2 separate regions of the Homo sapiens genome follow, and region 2 is linked to region 1. The links are chromatin contacts, found by Hi-C or POLR2A ChIA-PET in ENCODE. All regions are on one chromosome and are shown on one strand. The core of a region is the stretch at or near the end of the contact, and the rest is flanking DNA. Distances in the headings are between cores, read along the strand shown.

What was found. A loop is a pair of places that touch in the nucleus more often than their neighbours do. ChIA-PET counts read pairs that join two places held with the same protein, here RNA polymerase II (POLR2A). Pooled maps may share reads with other maps.
Region 2: a loop to region 1 is called in a map of heart right ventricle, with 3 times the contacts of the local background. The contact joins two enhancer-like sites. A Hi-C loop is called at or near these places in 4 of 168 maps with a recorded cell type or tissue (Right ventricle myocardium inferior, heart left ventricle and heart right ventricle), 1 of 37 single-sample maps with no recorded cell type and 2 of 50 pooled maps. POLR2A ChIA-PET finds 5 or more read pairs at or near these places in 1 of 52 experiments (activated T-cell).

The regions. Positions count from the first base shown.
Region 1 is chr13:76,762,438-76,767,037 of GRCh38, forward strand. All of the region lies in intron 1 of LOC105370265 (a long non-coding RNA gene), which reads right to left. Among named protein-coding and RNA genes, the nearest start is that of KCTD12, 120 kb to the right of the region's middle. Within about 2 kb of position 2,159, at least 6 of the 41 ENCODE cell types and tissues checked have a DNase peak (open chromatin) inside an H3K27ac peak, as active enhancers do.
Region 2 is chr13:76,796,046-76,800,645 of GRCh38, forward strand. All of the region lies in intron 1 of LOC105370265 (a long non-coding RNA gene), which reads right to left. Among named protein-coding and RNA genes, the nearest start is that of KCTD12, 88 kb to the right of the region's middle. RefSeq lists an enhancer at 2,194-2,313. Within about 2 kb of position 2,163, at least 2 of the 41 ENCODE cell types and tissues checked have a DNase peak (open chromatin) inside an H3K27ac peak, as active enhancers do.

The DNA of each region.
Region 1 (4,600 bases), core at 909-3,408:
ATAAATATGTTGGGACATTTCAAAGAAGACTTGTCCACATGTTTTTATGTATATATGGTGGGGGATATGAGTATGGGTGTGACTGCTTGTGTGTGTAGGGTATGTTTATGTACATTTGTATGTCTTGTGAGTATATGTGTGCCTGTATGATTGTGCATGTGAGTGTATGTGTAGGAGAGTGTAAGTGTGAGTGAATGTGTGAATATGTATGTACGAAAATGTGTGGAAGTGAATATGAGTGTATATGTGAGTGTGATGAGGAGTTGTTGCTGACACAACACATCTAATAAACCAAAGGGGTAAGGCATTTCTATGGCCTGGAAAGGGACAAAGAGTAGAGGTATTTATGGGTTAATTAGCTCGGCAACTTGCTTCTTATGCATTCCCTTAGCCAGACTGCATTCAACACCAAAGTCATTTCCTAAATGGTCCCTTAGAAGCTGGGGCCTGTCTTCTGTCTTCCTTTCACTGTTCTCTCTATCCTTGTTTGCCAAAGAAAACAGAAAGGACTCCAATAACATCCCCTATTAGCTCCTGACCATGTCTGTCTCAGTTCTAGGCTCTATCTCTGCAAGGAATGGTGCCAACCTCCACCGGTTCATCCAGGCTGATGAATTCCTCCAAGCCTTGATTAAAAGCACTTTTTTCAAGAAACCTTCTGTACCCAGCCTTCCCCCACATAGACCTCTCCCTCAACTCCTAAGAACAGCAATTATCATTTGGAGTCACATATTCTAGCTATTTGCTCTCTGTACATATACAAAGCCCCTTCCAGCTTTACAGTTCTATGATTCAGTGTTGTCACCTTCTGATTTAGAGTAAAAGTTTGTCAAAGGAAGGAGGCCAATCTCCTCTTTTATACTTCTCACAAATTACTATAATGTCATGCTCAAATTATTTGTTCAAATCATCTTGGATTAAGTGGAAGTTTTATGAGTGTTTCTTATACTATTCTTGCAACCTTTCTATATGTTCAAAAAATTTGAATGGTTGGGGAAAATAATCTTTGATGAGAAAAATCGGGGAGGTGTTGGATATGTCTATTACCTTGATTGTGGTGATAGGATCACAGGTGTTTACATATGTCCAAACTCATTAACATGTATACATTAAATATATGCAGTTCTTTGTATAGCATTATACCTCAATACAACTAATAGTCTGTGATGAAAATTCAAGGAATATAACCAATATTTTTCTCCCTCTGCTATGTACCAGATGCTCCTTAATCCTTCCAAAAAGCAGCCCTTTTAGATAGGCCCTTTGATCATTTTATAGGTGGGAAACAGGCATCTCAAAATCATGTCCAAGATCACGCAGCTGAGAAGTAGCAGATTCTGGATATGAATTTAACTCCTTATGTCGTTTCCACCAGACCATGTAGCCTAAATATTACTTCTCACTGGTGTACAGCTGGTGATTAATAAATGCTTATTGAATTGAATTAACTGTACAGAGATGAAATCACATGGCTATCTACCCAGGGAAATTATAATAATTATAGAGATTAAATTTTATTGAGAACTATGTGCCTGGCATTGCATCAGATAAGCCTTTATTATATATCTCAATTAATTGTCACAAAATTTGTTTTTGACATAGCTACAATTATGTTCCTCATTTTAAAGATGAGTGAAATAAAATCCAGACAATTTAAGTAACTTCTCCAAGGCCTTTGTTTTTCAGCCTATTTTCTGTCTTATCCATAGTGAGTCTATTCTATTGATCTGTCCTCAAATTCACTGGTTCAGTCCTCTATCATCTCCATTGTGCTACTGAGCCCATCCAGCTAGGTTTTACTTTGGTTACTGAATTTTTTCAATTCTACAATTTTCATGTTTTTTTAATGACTGCTACTTCTTTGCTTAGATTTCCTAATTTTTTATTTGTTTCAAAAGAATTTTTTAATTGTTTCTGGGGAACTTTTATAATGACTGCTATAAAATATTTGTCTGATCACTTCCACATCTGCTTGCTTCTCTCATGCATGTTGTGATCTTCCTGGTTTTTAGAATGACACATGACTTTCTATTGTATTCTGGGAATTGTAGATATTCTATTATGAAACTCTACACCCTATTGAATCTTCTGTTTTTAGCAGGAAGTCCCCTTGGGAAGTGCAGTGCAAGGGTTGGGTGGGTGTGTACTTCCAAGTTCCCACTGGGCCCTGAAAACCCTCCCTTGGCAAGAGTGGGACACTGACTCACACTGCTTCATTGCAGATAGGTTGTTCCTATTCTGCTTCCTCTTCGGCTCTGGTGACACCTTCCTGGTGAAACAGGACACCAACTCCCACCCCACTGGGCTCCACTGACACAAGGTAAGGAGAGGGAGGGAAGCAGAGCACCAACTAGCCTGCCTCCCATCACATAATTCTGTCTTGTTGCTACTGGATGGGGGTGGATGCTCAGCTCCCCACTTGGCCCCACTAACACCAGAAAAAAAAGTGCAGCACGGATGAACCCCAGCATGTACTTAAGTCTCATTGCTGCTGGGTCTAGATGGAGACTCAAATCACCACTGGACCCCACTGACACCAACCTGGCAGGAGAATTGCACAGCCTGGTTTCATTTGGTCCTGCTAGCACCATCTGGTAGGAGAATGGAATCTTCTGCCCAGCAGGGGGTAAGGGGTAGAGGGGCATTTTTCCATTGGTGGTTGGCATTTGTCTAGAGTAGGGTAGGTACTGCCAAAATGCTTCCTGGTCCTTTGCCTAGAAACAGGCCTTTGTCAGAGCTTTTTATGTCTGTGCCTGTTTGTGGCTCTGGTTTAAAGGCTTCTACAGCACCTGTGCAAGATACTCAGGAGGAAATAAGAGAGCCCAGGAGCTCACCACAGTGCCATTCCTCAGGTCCTGAAGTCCTGGGCAGCTCGGCCTTCTTTCGCTTTTCAAAGACTTCCAATGCTGGTGTGTTGTATTAAGCCCAAGATTTTTAGTTGTAAAGGACCTACGAGGAATGTATCTACCCCATCTTGGAGGAACCAGAACGATCTAAGGTCTTATAAACTCATAAATAGTGAGGCCAGAATTTGAACCCAGGATGTCTAGTCACAGGAACTGTTTTTTGTTATGCTAAAACTAGTAATAATAAAAACAATTATATATTAGCTTGCTAGGGCTGTCATAATAAAATACCACAGAGCAGGTAGTATAAACAACAGAAATTTCTTTTCTCACAGTTCTGGAGGCTAGAAGTATGAGACCAAGGTGTTGGCAGGGTTGGTTTTTGCTGGGGCCTCTCTCCTTGGCTTGTAGATGGCTGCCTTCTTGCTATGTTCTTATAGGCTTTCCTCCATATGTGTCTGTGTCCAAATTTTCTCTTATTACAAGGCTAGTCACATTGGATTACAGCCCACACAAATAACCTCATGTTAATTACCTCTTTAAAAAAACCTCTTTCTAAATACAGTCTCCTTCTGAAGTACTGGAGGTTAGGGCTTCAACATGAATTTTTGGAGGACACCACTCAGTGTGTAGCAATATGTTATATAACATTATACTATATAGAACAGTATGTTACATAAATGCAGGATATTATAGATATGTATTATATATCATCTGAGAAAAGTAGCCTGAATGTACAATTGGCTCTTGGCATCAGGGTGAATTCACCAATTTGCACATTAACCATGACGAACACCCATTTCCCTGGCCATTTTCCTGAATAACAGGCAGGCAAAGAGTATAGCTGATTGCATGTATGGAAAAGGGAAAAGCTATTGCCCCCTCTAAGCTACTTGGGTTGACAGGAAATCCATTGGCTAGGCCTCCCTTTTTTTCTGAAAAGACACCCCATGGTGTGGCTTCTCCTCTCTTGCCCTGGGAAGGTGACAGTGCTGGAAACACCCAGTGCCTCTTAGCTGCTTGTTGGGGTGATTGGTGATCTCACCGCAAGTCCTGGTGCGTCATTCCCACAGTCACTCCAAAAGCTCAGTCACCCGAAGTACAGCAGCATCCAACAATATGGAACAGTTTTCGCAATGTAATAGTAAGATTCAGAAGTAAGCACCAAAACACTGCATGCAGCATGCTACTCTTTTTATAAAGTCAAACATCATTAAAACAAAACTACATAGACTTTGTAGAAAAACTATATAAATACAATAAACTATATTTTTTAAAAAGCAAGAGAATGATGAATATGGGATTCAGAGTGATGGCTGCCTTTGGTGGGTAAACATCCAGACAATGAGGTGAGGACAAAGCCATGTAACAGGTGAGGCCTAGTAACTGTGAGGATGCCAGCTTTGGTTTTTGGTTGGTGGGTTCCAAGATAATCACTGCATTATTTGAAATAACAAAATAAAATAATGATTAAATAAATAAAAACGGGGGAAACTGGGTTGCTAAGAGTTGTTGTTGGTCTTTAACTAAGAATTGGGATTATGTATTACTTTCTTCTCTCCTTTTCCTCCAATTACTAAAGAATTCACTGTGTTTCTCAAAGGATAATAGTTTTTCTATAAACATTTTTAGTTTGTAACTGCTCAAGCCAACAAATAGCAGATCAGGAATCAGTTAGGCATATCCTGAGTAATTTTTACCTGAGGAATTTTCAAGCCTAGAAACTCCCAGCCCTAATCTCAGAGATTCTGATT
Region 2 (4,600 bases), core at 913-3,412, 34 kb after region 1:
TGGAAAAGAAAAATAAATATAAAACTGAAAGAGTCAACATAACAGATATCAACTCACAATCGGGAGAAACACTTCGTATCATTGTTACTAGGGATGACTAATCCAATAAATGTCTTAGCTAACACCAGCTGCCCATAATCTAAATATACCAGCAACCATTCCCAGGCCTACAATGTGCGTACATGCTATTGAGAAGTATCATTCTATCAAAGCCTAAGGAGCCTCAAAGCTCATTCAGGTCTGAGCCTGAACAAGCTGCAAAACATTTCAAACCTCTCCAAGGTGAATTAAAGCTCCAGAGAAGGCAAATTAGAGGGGTGACTGAGATCCTCTCATTTAATGCAAGAATCCCTCTACAACAGTACATATCCACTGATCCAGCAGCAGGGAGCTGGGCAAGGCTGCTCCAACAATGCTTGTCAAGTTTTAAATACTGGGAAGCCACTCCTCATACTAAGTCAAAACCTCCTCTCTGTCATTCCTACCAAAATATGCCTAACCTTTCTTGCAATGACAAGACTTCAACTACAGGAAGACAGCTATCATGTTGCCTACTCAGTCATGTCATCTACTGTCTTCCTCATAGGACATCCTACAGCCTGAATATGTTTTGCATCTTTCTCCTCGTCACTTTTGTGAAGTGATACAAAAATCTAGAATTTCCAAAAAACATACCTGCTTCCTTTTCCTACTATATTTCTTTTTGTGACAGGTGTTTATTCCACTTTGTAGTCTCTCAGAATTGAATAAGTGAACCAGTATACACAATAATAAACACTCACCCTGATTTTTTTTTTTTGTCATGAGTTACCATTTATACTGCTTTGTGTCTGTTTAAACTATGCTCAACTGATTTCCTCTACCCTTGAGTCTCCCTATATCCAATCTCCTCCATTCAATCATTCTTGCCCTGTGGATTAAGTTCAGGTAGCAAATGCCTCTCTATTCTACAACATCTAATTGATCCTGCCGGTGTGACATTTCAATCTCGGCTTCATCTGGAGAAGCAGCGTCATGTGAGATGGTAAAATACTATAGAGAAAAAAAAAAAACAGAAACAGGAAAAGCTTATTAACCTTTGAAACATGATAGTACATTCTGTGCTTCTCTTAACACCTGATCATTTTCTAAGCCCTACAACTTTCCATTTATTATGCCCTAGGTGACTAAGTGATGCTTTTACAAACAGAATGTGAGATGCTGTTTTGTTTTTGTGTAATTTTGTGGCAGTTTCACAAACTCGGAGAGATTGGAGTAATGATCAACTATGAAACACAAGACCTGAGTTCCAAACACCATGCTGCTCTGTCAGGACATTTCTATGTTGTTATGTAGATAGCTGATGCTAAAATGTAACTCCAAAAAGTGGAATCCTAACCTCCTCTGAAAAATCTGAGTTATAATCCCAGGTCAGAACAAAGTGTCCAACATAGAGCTAGCTTCTGCTATATATAGCACCTTCGCATCTCTTAACTCAGTTATACTTCAGAACGTCCTGCCAAGACCAGGAAAATGGGCTCCATTTCACCAATGAGGTCACTGAGGCTTGGAGACTTGTGACGTGATGAAGCTCACCTAAGTGCCAGATAGAGTTAAGATAAGAAATAAATCAACAATTGATTCAGTATACTACATTCTTCAGCGTTTGTCACAGCCCCTCATTTGTGAGGTCTAATATTACAAAAGTTAACTACTTTTTGTTTTGCTTCGGTTTTTGAGACAGGGACTGGCTCAGTCACACAGGCTAGAGTGCTGTGGCACAAACACAGCTCCTTGAAGCCTGAACCTCCCAGGCTCAGTGCCACCCCCACACACCTGTCCCCAGTAGCTGGGACTACAGGCACATGCAACCTTGCCTGTCTTTTTTTTTTTTTTTTTTTTTTTTTTTTGTGGTGGGTGGAGGGGGTAGAGATGGGATCTCCCTATGTTGTCCAGGCTGGTCTCCAACTCCTGGGCTCAATTGATCCTCCTGCCTTGGCCTCCCAAAGTGCTTGGATTACAGGTGTGAGCCACCATGCCTGGCCATAAAGTTAACTTCTGCTTTTACTTGCCTTAGATTTTGACAAGTGATATAAGCAGAAGAAACAGTGAGAGAGGAAGAAATTTCCTAAGATGGCTGCAAACATATGTCCTAAATGACACAGCACCAGGGCACTGCCCGGCAACCAACCTTCCTCATGGCCTCAGAGAACTGTGGTAGTGAGAGGCCATTATATGCTGCTGATGACACATGAACACCACAGGGTTCACTTAGCATCTGCTGGTGGCCACACCTCCTTCTTCTTCTTGCTGCAGAACCCTGACTCCAGATACTGTTTTAAGTGTGTGTACAGGACCCTCGAAATACTGGATCTTGAAATAATAACCAATTTTCCACTTTCTCTGGGTTGAGGTATAAAAACCTATTTTTAAAATGTTTGATGGGAAAAAGGGAGAAAATTTTTTCTTTCTTGTTTTTTGAAAGCATGGGGAAGTTTCCCGCTGAAATTTTTTTAGAAAAAAAGAAAGGGAAAAAAATGCATGGAGGTAGGGGGACAGTTTTGCTTCTGAAATTTTCCAGATATTTCTGAACCTTCATACCACTTACTCTGGGATTAATCACATGAATATCAAGAGCCTTTTTTAGGTAACTAAGCACAGAACAATTTTCTAATCTCTGCTTTGCCATTTTCTTTATAATTGTGGGCTAGTGACATATGTTCCTTCATCTATAAAATGGTGATAATATTAGCCTACTCCAGGGAGATTCTGTAAGAATAATAGAAGAAAAGCCTTTAAGCCCAGCTTTAGCAACCACCCCCATAGACAGAGGCTTCTAAGGGACTTGCGAGGAGTAAGAGGGAGCAGAGGGAGTGGGAACGTGGCAGAAAACGCAGAGAGAGAAGCCCTGCCCACTTTATCCAAGGTAAAACATCCTAGCTTATCTCTTTCTAACACAAGCTCTCTCCCATGATTAAGTCCACTTTCTGGTCCAGCAGTTTCTCCACCAGACCACATCCAGTTCCCAGAGAGCTATTATCCCTACATTAAAGTTCCTTGATTAAGATTTTGTTTGAAAAGTCCACATTTCTATTTATGCACTGCTGCTTTCAAAACTACACAGCAGGGCCAGGTGTGATGGCTCACACCTGTAATCCCAGCACTTTGGGAGGCTGAGGCGGGTGGATCACCTGAGGTCAGGAGTTCGAGACCAGCCTGACCAACATGGTGAAACCCCATCTCTACTAAAAAATACAAAAATTAGTCGGGCATGGTGGCAGGTGCCTATAATTATCCCAGCTACTCGGGAGGCTGAGGCAGGAGAATCACTTGAACCCAGGAGGCAAAGGTTGCAGTGAGCTGAGATCACACGACTGCACTCCAGCCTTGGCAAAAGAACAAAACTCCATCTCAAAAAAAAAAAAATGCCAGGTGCGGTGGCTCACACCGTTAATCCCAGCACTTTGGGAGGCCGAGGAGGGTGGATCACCTGAGGTCAGGAGTTTGAGACCAGCCTGACCAACATGCTGAAACCCCGTCTTTACTAAAAATACAAAAATTAGCCAGGCATGGTAGCACATGCCTGTAATTCCAGCTACTTGGAAGGCTGAGGCAGGAGAATCACTTGAACCCGGGAGGCAGAGGTTGCAGTGAGCAGAGATTGCTCCACTGCACTCCAGGCTGGGCAACAAGAGTGAAACTCCTTCTCAAAAAAACAAACAAAAAGACTACACAACGTATGTTAATGCTATGGCTAAAGATTCAGTCATTAAGAAAATTACAGTAATGTGGAGTCTGTTGACTTTTCACCTTGGAGACCAAACACATTACTATTCACTTCCTGCTTTAGTTGTTAAATGATTGGCAAGCTCATAAAGCCCCGTATCACTAAGACAACAGCTGAGAGTAGACCATCTTGTGATTCTTACATACACAGTCAGCCTTGGAGGTGATAAAGTAATATTCACCATTGGACAACTGAGGAAAACAGAGACTAACTTCAGCTGAACACTATCGTGAGAGAATTGTAAAAAATAAAATAAAATAAAGCCACAACTTCATTGAATTTAAGAGGAAATTACACAAAGTAAACTTCTTTTTGCTTATCCACTTAAATAATATTTAACGCTACTAGTAGCTTTGAAATGTCCACTCTTATACTAAAAGCAAACGTAGTTCACAGAGAATGTATATCAGTAATAACAGATCAAGCCACTAACAAAAAAAATCAAAATTCAAAACATAGAAACATAAGAGGGTTTTTTTAATCATAAACATCAGTGTTTGTTAAATTACTAGGACATATTTAACAATACTCACTTCTTGAAAAAAAAAAAAGGCAGGCCTCTTAAGTGTACTTGTATATCGACTTAAAATGTGATGATCCCACTTTTTAATTAAATAAAAATAAAAACCAAATTCTATGGAATTTGGGTTTTTTTGCTGTTTTGTTTTTTTGTTTTCGAGACAGAGTTCCACTCTTTTGCCCCAGCTGGCGTGCAGTGGCACGATCCTGGCTCACTGCAGCCTCGACCTCCTCAGGCTCAGGTGATCCTCCCACATCAGCCTCCCAAGTAGCTAGGACTACAGGCGCAGGCCACCACACCTGACTAATTTTTGT